Linked DNA regions of Homo sapiens: region 1 is linked to region 2. Evidence: chromatin loops called from intact Hi-C (ENCODE). Cell type or tissue: mammary epithelial cell. All regions are shown on one strand. Each heading gives the region's core, and the rest is flanking DNA. Links, peaks and the distances in the headings are about the cores only.

Region 1 (5,727 bases), core at 2,135-4,634, 440 kb after region 2:
GTGTCTTGATTTTGGTGATGGTTGCATGACTGTGCATTTATCAAAGCTCACAGAACTGTACTCCAAAAAGTGAATGTTACCGTATGTAAATTAAACATAAATTTAAAAAAAGAAAAACAGATATGAACCTTGCTTTTGTGGAAATTACGTTCCAATACATGGAGAGGAAATAAACAAATAGGCAAACAAATATACACTTAGTGAGGTGGGATATGGAGAAAAAAAAGGGACAGAAGAAGTTGGGTGGGGTGGAAATCTAGGTGAGCAATCAGGATGGGCCTCACTGAGGAGGTGACATTTGAGCAGAGGTCAGAAGGAAGCAAAAGAAGGAGCCATGTGGATACCTGGAGAAGATGGTTCCAGGCAGAAGGAAGGAGCTTGCTTGGTGTGTTTAAGGAACAGCAAGGAGGCCACGGCAGCTGGAGCACAGTGGGGAGTGCGGGGAGCTGAAATGGGGCAGAAGGTACCAGGAAGCCAGATCTCCAAGAGCTTTGAAGGCCATGGTAGAGTTTCAGTTCTTGCTCTGAGTGAGTGAGGTGAGAGCTCTGGGAGCCGAGCAGAGGAAGGCAGTGATGTACTTACTTATTTTAGCAATTGATCTGGTGCTGTGTGTGAGGCACAGACTGTCAGGGGTGAGGTGGAGTCAGGGACCAGCAAGGAGGCAGCTGCCACGGCCCAGGCGGGAAGCAATGCAGGCCTGGACCAGTGTGGTAGTGATGGAGGTGATGAGAAGTGGTCTCGCTGTGCATACAATTGAAGGTAGAACCCACAGGTTTTTCAGACCAATTGAAGGTAAGGCTTGTGTGAACGAGAGTTCTCGAGGGTAACTCCAGTATTTGGGGCTCAACTTCTGGAAGAATGGAGCTGTCATGTACAAAGATGGGAAAAGTGGCTGGAGAAACAGATTTGAGGAGAAAACCAGGAGTTCTTTTATTATCCTCAATTTAGCAATGAAGCAGCTCAGGCCCAAAGAGATTGACTCCCTCGTGCAAAGTCACCCAGCCAGTGTGGGATGCAGATGAAACTGGAAACAGGTCTGCCTAACCCCTGAGCTCTGTCCCTTCTGCAGGCTCCTACTCTAGACCAAGAAATGGCTGGGCTCAATGATACTCAAACTGTGGCCCCCTGAGCTTGTTAGAAATGCAAATTCCTGCGTTCCACCCAAGGGGGCATTTGACATGTGCCTGTGTTGTTTGCATGGGCTTTGACTGCAAGTAATCTGTCATCTAAAAGAGGTGAAACTGCAAGTTTCCTAGAAAGTATGTCATATAATCAGAAGTCCTGAATTTGGGCTGGGCGCCGTAGCTCACACTTGTAAAACCAGCACTTTGGGAGGCTGAGGCAAGTGAATCCCTGGAGGTCAGGAGTTCGAGACCAGCCTGGCCAACCTGGTGAAACCCCGTCTCTACTAAAAATACAAAAATTAACTGGGCGTGGTGGTGGGCGCCTGTAATCCCAGCTACTAAGGAGGCTGAGGCAGGAGAATCGCTTGGGCCAGGGAGGCAGAGGCTGCAGTGAGCCGAGATTACACCACTGCACTCCAGCCTGGGTGACAGAGCAAGACTCCATCTCAAAAAAAAAAAAAAAAAGAAAGTAAAGAAAAAGAAATCTTGAATTTGATAATTCCAGGATTAATGGAATTAACCACCAATTGAGCTGGTTAATTTGGCAACTCGATTATGTCAGACACAAAGATGGGGGTCTCTACAATTCCCTTGGTCTTTCCCTTGTGGTCACAAGATGGCTGCTGCAGCTCCAAACGTTCTGACAACATCCAAAGATAAGACCAACAGGAGAGAAGTTTCTCAAGTGTCTCTATCTTATCACACACACACAAAAACTCTGTTTCAGAAGCTCCCAGGAGACATCCACTTGTGTCTCTGTGGCCAGAACCAGGGCATCTGCCTGCCTATAAAGCAATTGCTGGCGGAAAGGAATGACTTAGCCCAATCGCAATGGATGCCCTGGGGCTGGGGCTGAAGCATCTCTCCATTGGGCACATTGTCATCCGCCGTGCATGGAACACATTGGGCACTCTCTTAGCCAAGAAGGGGAGCTGGCTTTCCAGTAGACCAGCAATCTGTCTGCCGCAGCCCTCTGCATATGCTTTTGTGTATTATCTTATGAGTATATGTATAACCTTATCGAATAAGCTTATACCCAAATCACGGAGAAGCACCGCCAGAACTGATAGCAGAAGGGGTCAGAAAGAAATTATTAAGCTTGGGTCCTTCTTTTTCTTTTCTTTTTTTTTTTTTTTTTGACACGGAGTCTCGCTCTGTCACCCAGGCTGGAGTGCAGTGGTGCTATCTCCGCTCACTGCAGCTTCCGCCTCCAGGGTTCAAGCAATTCTCCTGCCTCAGCCTCCTGAGTAGCTGGGATTACAGGCGCGCGCCGCCACGCCCGGCTAATTTGTGTATTTTTAGTAGAGACGGGGTTTCACCATGTTGGCCAGGCTGGTCTCAAACTCCTGACCTCGTGATCCACCCGCCTCAGCCTCCCAAAGTGCTGGGAATACAGGCGTGAGCCACCGCGCCCGGCCAAGCTTGGGTCCTTCTATCAGACCATATAAGTTACTGTTTTAAAATAAATCCCACCATCTCTGCCTGGCACTGTTAGGTTGCCGTGTATATGAGGCAGAGGGGTGAGTTGTAAAATTTAACCTTGTGAGAGTGACTTCAATCTTGGTGATTGTTTGAGGCTTTCTTTTCCTTCTCTCTCTCTCTTCTTTCCAGTTCTTCACTCTAGAAAGTAGTTCGGGCTTCTTTTGATCTCTGAGAGACCCTGCTTAATCTCACGATAGCCCTGCAGGTGGGTTTGATTGTTTCTGCTGCACAGATGAGAACACAGGTCCGGGTGCAGCAGGGGCTCCCCGGGCCAGTCCTCCGGCTCAGCCAGCTCTCTCCTCTAAGGACTTGCAAAGAGTGGACGCTCACCCTGATTCCACTATGGAGCACTCAGGAAGGGAGTCCTGGTATTTCATTGACAAGGCTGGCAGACTGGACCAAGTTGGAACTAAGACTTGCCCTTGTCACCCACACGGGACCCCCAAGACTTTTTCCCCCATCTCCTGTACACACTCAAAATTACAGCCTCCACGAACTGCTATGAAAACACTTTTTAAATAGATGCCTGGCGCGCCCTCGTGTGTCTCCATGGTGTAATAACACCGTAAGGTTTTCAAAACAGCTTAAAAAATAACAATAATGATGGCTGCTGATACAGCTGATACATATTGAGCACTGATGTGCCAAGCAATGTATAAAGAAATGTAAATGCACAGTTTCGGCTTTGATATAAAAATTTTTCTTCTGAAGAAACTATATATGATCATGGTAAAAAAAAAATCACACAGGGCACAAAGGTTTACAGCAAAGTTATCTTCTCCCACTCTGTCCCGCCTGATGTGAATGGTGCACACTAATGTTGGGCAGTGCATAACCTGTCCAACCTTTCACCGTAACACTGATATGGGTCCATGTGCAAATGTATCTGTGAGATACATTCTTAGACTTGGAATTGCATGTGTATGCAGCCCTCTCCAGGGGGCACTTAGTACCACTTTGAATCATTGCACTGGCACTACTTGCATTGGCAGATGTTTTCCCCATTATTTCCTTCACTCGATAAACTACTATTAAGCACCTACTGGATACAGGGCACTTGGTTTCAAGGTTCTCTTTGCTGGTAGCATGAAGGCAGACATGAGTTCAGACCTTACATCCCATTCTCTCAGCAATCCAGTACGAAGAGTTTTTCTTAAGAAATTTAAAAATTAGTCCCAGAATCCAGTATCACTGGCTTTGGTTGGCTTAGCTTTGGCCACGCCCTCATTCCTGAACCAATCATTGTTGCTGGGATGGTGGGGGTGGGGTGCTCTTATTGGTTAACTAGGAGATGGGTGGGGTCCCTGAGGAGCAGATCCGTAAGAGCTATCAGCTTAGAGGCGAATGGAAGTGGATGGCGTCCAAGCAACAGATGCCCGCTTCTGTGACTCCACCCCTTACGGAAAGTCTATGGGACTCTCTGAAATGTATGAGTGATACTGTTAGAAAGCGGCAAGAAAATGAAAAGAAAACGTGGATGTTTTCCATATTTGAGTTGATGCAGGCTGGAGACAACAGCTGCCAGAGCTGCAAGGCAGAACACCCTGAGAAGTGGAACCGGAGGATCCAGGCGCCTGTTGAAGGGATAAATGAGAGCCGTGGCGTGTGGATGGGACTCTTTCTGTCTTCCGTTTGGCTGAAGCTCCAAACGCCAGGAGTAACCCAGTGGGTAGCAAGCACCCTTCCCTCCACCTCTGCAGGAATTGCAAAAAGCAATGGTAAAAAAATTGGTTTGTGATCCTTACCCCAGTGCTCAAGGAGGTTGGAGAAGCTGAAAGAGAGGACTGGTTTTGATATGGTTTGGATTTGTGTCCCCACCCAAATCTCATGTCAAATGGTAATCCCCAGTGTTGGAGGAGGGACTGGTGGGAGGTGATTGGATCATGGGGGCGAATTTCCCCTTGCTGTTCTCGTGATAGTGAGTGAGTTCTCATCAGATCTGATTGCTTAGAAGTGTGTAGTGCTGGCCGGGTGCGGTGGCTCACGCCTGTAATCCCAGCACTTTGGGAGGCCAAGGCGGGCAGATCATGAGATCAGGAGATAGAGACCATCCTGGCCAACATGGTGAAACCCCGTCTCTACTAAAAATATAAAAATTAGCTGGGCGTGGTGGCGTGTGCCTGTAGTCTCAGCTGCTTGGGAGGCTGAGGCAGGAGAATAGCTTGAACCTGGGAGGCGGAGGTTGCAGTGAGCCGAGATCGTGCCACTGCACTCCAGCCTGGCGACAGAGCAAGACTCCATCTCAAAAAAAAAAAAAAAAAAAAAAAAAAGAAGTGTGTAGTGCCTCCCACCTCTCTCTCTTCCTCCTGCCCCAGCCATGTGAACACATTCCTTCTTTCCCTTTGCCTTGCTCCGTGAGTGTAAGTTTCCTGAGGCCTCCTCAGCCATGCTTCCTGTATAGCCTGCAGAACTGTGGGCCAGTTAAACCTCTTTTCTTTGTAAATTACCCAGTCTCAGGTATTTTTTTTAGCAGTGCGAGAACGAAGGGACTAATACAGGTTTGGAGACACGTCTTTGGAGAAACTATTGATACTTGGCGTCCTGTGGCATTTCCTTGCCATTAGCACCTCCAACGTTATGCTGGAGAAAAAGCCGTTCCAACTCTTCACCGAACGCCGAGTCAGAGAGATGTGGGGAAACCACCGAAAGAGCTTGCCCTGTGTCTTCTGGACAGACTAGTGCCAAACCCATGCCTGGAAATGGGTAGAAGTTAGGGACCATGGCCGCTCAGCCTCTGCAGGAAAATGGATTACTGCATCAGGAATGATGACTTTAGAGAAGGCCAAAGGTGTAAGTTTCTTCCAGCAGGTTCTGAACCTCCAGAGGCAGCTGGCCTGGGGTTATTTGGGATTCCCAGTGCAGGACTGCCTGAAAATGTGAGGCGCCCAAATGGGGCTGCTGGACCACAGGATGCCCAGGACCTGCAGGCACACTCAAGAGTGGCCTGCCAGAGGAGACACATTGCCTGCCTCCCAGGAAGCAAATTTGGAGGTTGCCAGTGGGAGAATTGCCAAGAACCGCCATCCCTCCCCTGGGACACACAAGCTAAGGAAAGAAGGAATTGGCCCTCTAAGTCCAGAAAGCACAAGATCACATCATCACAACACCAGCCAAGTAAAAC
Region 2 (5,727 bases), core at 1,583-4,082:
GCCTGTAATCCCGGCACTTTGGGAGGCTGAGGCGGGAAGATCACTTGAGGCCAGGGGTTTGAGACCAGCCTGGGCAACATAGTGAGACCCTGTTTCTACAAAAATAAAAAATTAAAAAAATTTAAAAAAAGGTGCTCTTATAGGTAATCCATTCATCGTTTTCAATATATGAGCTTCATCAGTACCGTGAGTCATGAAACTCTCAGATTTTTGTCCAACTAATGTGGACAATGAACGTATTTGCATTTCTCTTGTTATAGGTGAGGTTGAACTTTTTTCTTTTCTTTTTTTGAGACAGGGTCTCGCTTTGTCACCCAGGCTGGTGTGCAGTGGCATGATCACAGCTCACTGCAGCCTTGACCTCCTGGGCTCAAGTGATTCTCCCACCTCAGCCTCCCTGGTAGCTTGGGCTATAAGTGCATGCTGTCACACCTGGCTAATTTTTTAAATTATTTGTGGAGACAGGGTCTCACTATGTTGCCCAGGCTGATCTTGAACTCCCGAGCTCAAGTGATCCTTCTGCCTCCGGCTCCCAATGTGTTGGGATTATAGGTGTAAGCCACTGCACTGACATTTTTTTATATTTTATTTTTATTTTTAGAGACAGGGTCTCACTCTGTCATCCAGGCTGGAGTGCAGTGGCATAATCATAAATCACTGCAGCCTGAACTGCTGGGCTTAAGTGAGCCTCCTGCGTCAGCCTCCTGAGTAGCGTGCACTACAGGCGTGTACCACCAGGCCTGGCTAATTTTTTTATTTTTGTTTTTTGTAGAGATGGGGTCTCACTATGTTGCAGTCTGGTATGGAACGCCTGGCCTCAAGCCATCCTCCCACCTTGGCCCCCACAAAGGTCTGGGATTACAGGTGTGAGCCATCATGTCTGGCCTGAGTATTTTTTTATAAGTTTTAAAACCAAATTAGCTGGGTGTGGTGGCTCATGCCTGTAATCCCAGCTACTCCAGAAGTTAAGGTGGGGAGATCGCTTAAGCCCAGGAGTTTGAGGTTACAGTGAGCTATGACTGTGCCACTGCACTCCAGCCTGGGTAACAAGAGTGAGACCCTGTCTAAAAAACAATCAAAACCAGAAAACGCACACACACAAAAATCCCCCAAAACCAAACCAAAACAAAACCAAACACCAAAAACCACCACCAACCAAAAAACAAGAACCAGTTGCATTTTAAAAAATATAAAGTGTTGGCCAGGTGCTGTGGCTCATGCCTGTAATTCCAGCACTTTGGAAGGCTGAGGTGGGCAGATCACCTGAGGTTGGGAGTTCGAGACCAGCCTGGCTAACATGGTGAAACTCTGTCGCTACTAAAAATACAAAATTAGCTGGGCATGGTGGCATGCGCCTGTAATCCCAGCTACTCAGGAGGCTGAGGCAGGAGAATCGCTTGAACCTGGGAGGTGGACATTGTAGTGAGCCGAGATCATGCCATCGCACTCCAGCCTGGGTGACAGAGCAAGACTGTCTCAAAAAAAAAAAAAAAAAAAAAAAAAAGGCTGGGCACGGTGGCTCACATCTGTAATCCCAGCACTTTGGGAGGCTGAGGCGGGTGGATCACGAGGTCAGGAGATCAAGACCATCCTGGCTAACACGGTGAAACCCTGTCTCTACTAAAAAATACAAAAAAATTAGCCGGGCGTGGTGGCAGGCACCTGTAGTCCCAGCTACTCAGGAGGCTGAGGCAGGAGAATGGCACGAACCCGGGAGGCAGAGCTTGCAGTGAGCCGAGATCACACCACTGCACTCCAGCATGGGTGACAGAGCAAGACTCTGTCTCAAAAAAAAAAAAGAAAAAAAAGAAAAAAAAAAAACTAGTAATGCTATTTATTATGTGCTATATCAGTTGGAGCGCTTTTGGCTGCAAGTAACTCAGGAAGAAACAACTCAAAATATTTAAAGGACATTAACTCACATAATACATTTAACCTGATTATCTGTCCTAGGCAGTTATCTTTTAAAAATTAAGCAATGCTTTACTCATGAAAATCTTTGTTGGATTACGTCTTCCACAGCTTCCACTCTAAGAATGTGGATGTTGCCTACAAACGAAGCCAAAGGAGAGGAAACAGAGTCCAGGGATTCAGAGAAATAAATTGAATTTTAAAGATGGGTCTTGAGTTTTGCATTTGAAGGGGTCTGAGGTCACTCATTCTTGAATCTTTTAGTCAAGTGAGCAGATGAATTCTGTTTTGTTTAAGCCATTTTGATAGTGTTTCTGTCATTTGCAATGGAAAAAATCCAAATGGTAGCTCTCTGACTTCTAAATCCCTTGGATATGCAAATTCTTTCATCCTTGAGGTCAACCTGGGCACTTTTGTGGGTCTCTATCCTTCTGCTGGGCTGCTCAGGAAGTTCTGGAGTCAAGGTTGGACTTCTGAGAGTCCAAAAGCTTTTGTATGTGTGTCTTGAATAGTCCTGTTACTCTACTTCTAAGAATGTTCTGGAGAGCAGCAAGACACCGCTGGGGAAACAGTGAAGTCTAGAAGCCTGGGACCATGAAATCCCAGTCATCCATCTATCCATCTATCCACCTAACCACCCATCTGTCCACCTATCATCCATCCATCCACTCATTCACCTATCCATCTATCCATCCATCCATCTACATCCATCCATGCATCCACTCATTCACCCATCCCTCCATCCATCCACCATCCACTAATCCATCCATCCATCCATCTACTATTCACCCATCTCTCCATCCATCCATCCATCCATCCATCCATCCATCCATCCATCCACCACTTATCTACTCATTCACCCATCCAACATTCATTAAGTGGCATATCTGTGCCAGGCTCTGTGATGGGCAATGAGCATACAGAGATGAGAAAAATACTATCCTTACTCAGCAGAAGCTCTGAGTCATCCAGAAGGAATTCAAGTTAAAACACTTACCTTAAAGACTGTGGACTGCTAACTTTTGTCAGAACTAGTCTTTGACATTGACTCATCACAACAAAAAAGTAGTTGATCACCTACGTAGTTTAATTTCAGGGTCAAGGGGAAGATCTGTTTCACCCAAAACCTCCTGTGTGCATGGCTGAAATTCTACTTGTGTTTCTAATGAAATCCTACTAAAAGAAAAAATTTTCTTAATAAGTAATTTACCCTTTGTTGGACCCTAAACAGAATTTTCCCTGACAGCAGGTTTTGATGGTAGCAGGAAGGGAGAGATGGGTAGATCATGATTATAAGTGGGTTCCTGTGTGGCAAGGGTGCTAAAGAATGGGGAGTCAGGGGGATTCAGGAGTATTCACATCACTGACTACCAGTGGATGGTTGGTGACTGGGTGGCTCTACTCTAGTCTCATTATCCACTCCAGCTAGAAGTCAGCTTATCCAGTAAAGCTCCTCCACTCATTCTAGAAGAAACCTAAGCTGACAGATATTAGTGAGGCTGACTCAGGTATTTTAGGCAATGCTAAAGATTCTTCACTTCCATTCCACTCTCTATCCATCTAACCATCACACTTCATTTCCATTTAACTTTCCATCCACCTGCCCATTAAACTGTCCACATATCCATCATAATATTATTATCAACCACCAACAACCATCAATCATTCCATCCATCTACCTGTCCAAACAACCCACTCATTTATCCACTAACTCACCCACCTAACCATCTATCCATATTTCCGTAAAACCACCCAGCCATTCACTCATCCAAACCACCATCTATTCATTCATGTCACCACACAACTACTTGGTTATCGATCTGGTCATCTATCCAATAATCTATCTGTTCGTCCATATACCCATGATTTATCCAACTATCCATCTAGTCATCCCAAGTAGGTATCCATTTATTCATCTATCCATCTTCCAGTCACCCAATTACCCACCCACCTTCCAATTAATCATCTAATCACCTAACCAACCATTCATCTACCCACGTACTCAACTGTTTAACACTCCATTTTATCCATTTGTCCAAATGGCCATTCACCCATATTATCATCCATCTGGCTGTGGTTCCATTCATATTTCCATCCTTCATTCTATGCCATCTATAATGGGATTCTATTTTGTGTCAGGCTCTGTGCTTGATTCTGTGGATATAGAGATGAAACCAACAGTACCTACCCCCTGAGAAGCTCAGGGTCTAGTAAGGGAGTCTATCTGACCCTTAGTGATGCCTTTTTTTTTTTTTTTTTTTTGAGACAGGGTCTTGCTCTGTCACCCAGGCTGGAGTGCAGCAGTGTGAACCTGGCTCACTGCAGCCTCAACCTCCTGGGCTCAAGAGCTCTTCCCACCTCTGCCTCCTGAGTAGTTGTGACTACAGGCGCATGCTATATGCCTAGCTAATTTTTGTATTTTTTGTAAAGACGGGGTTTCACCATGTTGCCCAGGTTGGTCTCAAACTCCTGGGCTCAAGCGACCCACATGCCTTGGCCTCCTAAAGTGTTGGGATTACAGGCATACACCACCATGCCTGGCCGGTGACAGTTTTCTAATCATCAGAGATTCTAGCTCTGAGACTCCAGTGGCAGAGATCTCCATCTCCCATGACATGGGTCAGCTGACTGATAATCCACGATTTTACCAGCATTAATAAGGAAGGAGCCTATATTCCTGCTTAGCATCCAATCAGATAGACCCAGGTCCTGCCTGGTCCACTATGGGTAGTGGCAGTGCTCCAGATGTCTTCAGAACTTCTCCAGATTTCCCTCCTTGCCCCTTAAACTGGATCCTTCACTCATGTCCCATCCACTGGGAAATGAAGTCCTACCATTAGAACGGAAGTCAGTTGCATTTTCCAGCCCGACCCTCAATTCCCCCAATTCTTTGAATAACAGCTCACTGATTTTCTTTCCCTTGGAGGATCAGCTTGTTCAACTTGCTGTTCGTGACAGGATCCAACCCTAAATCCAGCTCCGTGAGTTGCCTAAGCCTCAGATTTGGCCAACGAGTTACAGTCCTGAGGCTTTCGCTGCACCACGGTGAAGAATGTGGTCTCTTTCTGTCTGTGTGGTTTTGCTGAAGGACTCGTAGAGCCGTCTTTGCCACACAGGGAACAGCCTGCCTGAGAATTACGGCCACATGAGAGAAATTCATTTGACCACCCGGATCCAGACAGATACCACCTAAAGTTCCTGGAGACACTTGTCCCTTTGTCCTTCTTCCCCTCCCTTTCTGCCTCCCTCCTTTTCTCCCTCTTCTCCTTCCTCCCTCCCCCCACCCCATTTTTCTTGGCTTAAGCCAGTGTGAGTTGGATTCTATTCTTCTGCAACTGATAAAGTCTTTAAAAAGGACAACACATTTGGAAGCCTCAAGAGTGGTAATAAAGTAACCACATCCTACCCCACTTCAAAATGTAAACGTGGTTTTATTTAATGCCTTTTATCCATCACAAAGCACCCATTCCTTCCCAGCATCCCCCTCTTCCTAGAAAACAAGATGTAGCGTAAGGCACGTGCACTGTCCACATGACGTCAAGTAGGTCTTTAAAAACAAAAATAAGCAATAGTCTTTTCAACAGCTTGAACTGCCTTCCTCTCTAATGTTCAAAGAATGATTGTCCCCACAAAGCACAACTTGGAGAATAGAGTGCTTACATTAGAACTGTGAACCACCCCACATACCAGTTCAAAAAACCAAACCAAACCAACGACTAAGAAACCCAGCCACACAGGTACAAGAGCATAATTCCGGAGTAATGAGACTAGTCCATAAATTAAAAAGAAGACAAGACAAACCCATCCCCTCCTCAT

Evidence for each region. Hi-C counts contacts between places; a loop is a spot of excess contacts. Peaks named below come from ENCODE experiments on the same cell type or tissue, not always from the same donor. Only the 100,000 strongest peaks of a DNase experiment are listed, where the experiment ranks them.
Region 1: a loop joins it to region 2, with 6 times the contacts of the local background. A loop is called at or near these places in 11 of 110 quality-filtered maps.

The regions. Positions count from the first base shown.
Region 1 is chr20:46,750,240-46,755,966 of GRCh38, reverse strand. No RefSeq gene overlaps it. Among named protein-coding and RNA genes, the nearest start is that of SLC2A10, 43 kb to the right of the region's middle. In mammary epithelial cell, for the core only: a CTCF peak has its summit at 3,149; no DNase peak of the experiment used is centred there.
Region 2 is chr20:47,188,440-47,194,166 of GRCh38, reverse strand. It overlaps EYA2 (EYA transcriptional coactivator and phosphatase 2), which reads right to left. Exons shown (of 16, transcript NM_005244.5): 16 at 5,323-5,727. Among named protein-coding and RNA genes, the nearest start is that of MIR3616, 24 kb to the right of the region's middle. In mammary epithelial cell, for the core only: no CTCF peak of the experiment used is centred there; a DNase peak (open chromatin) is centred at 2,906; H3K27ac peaks cover 453 bases.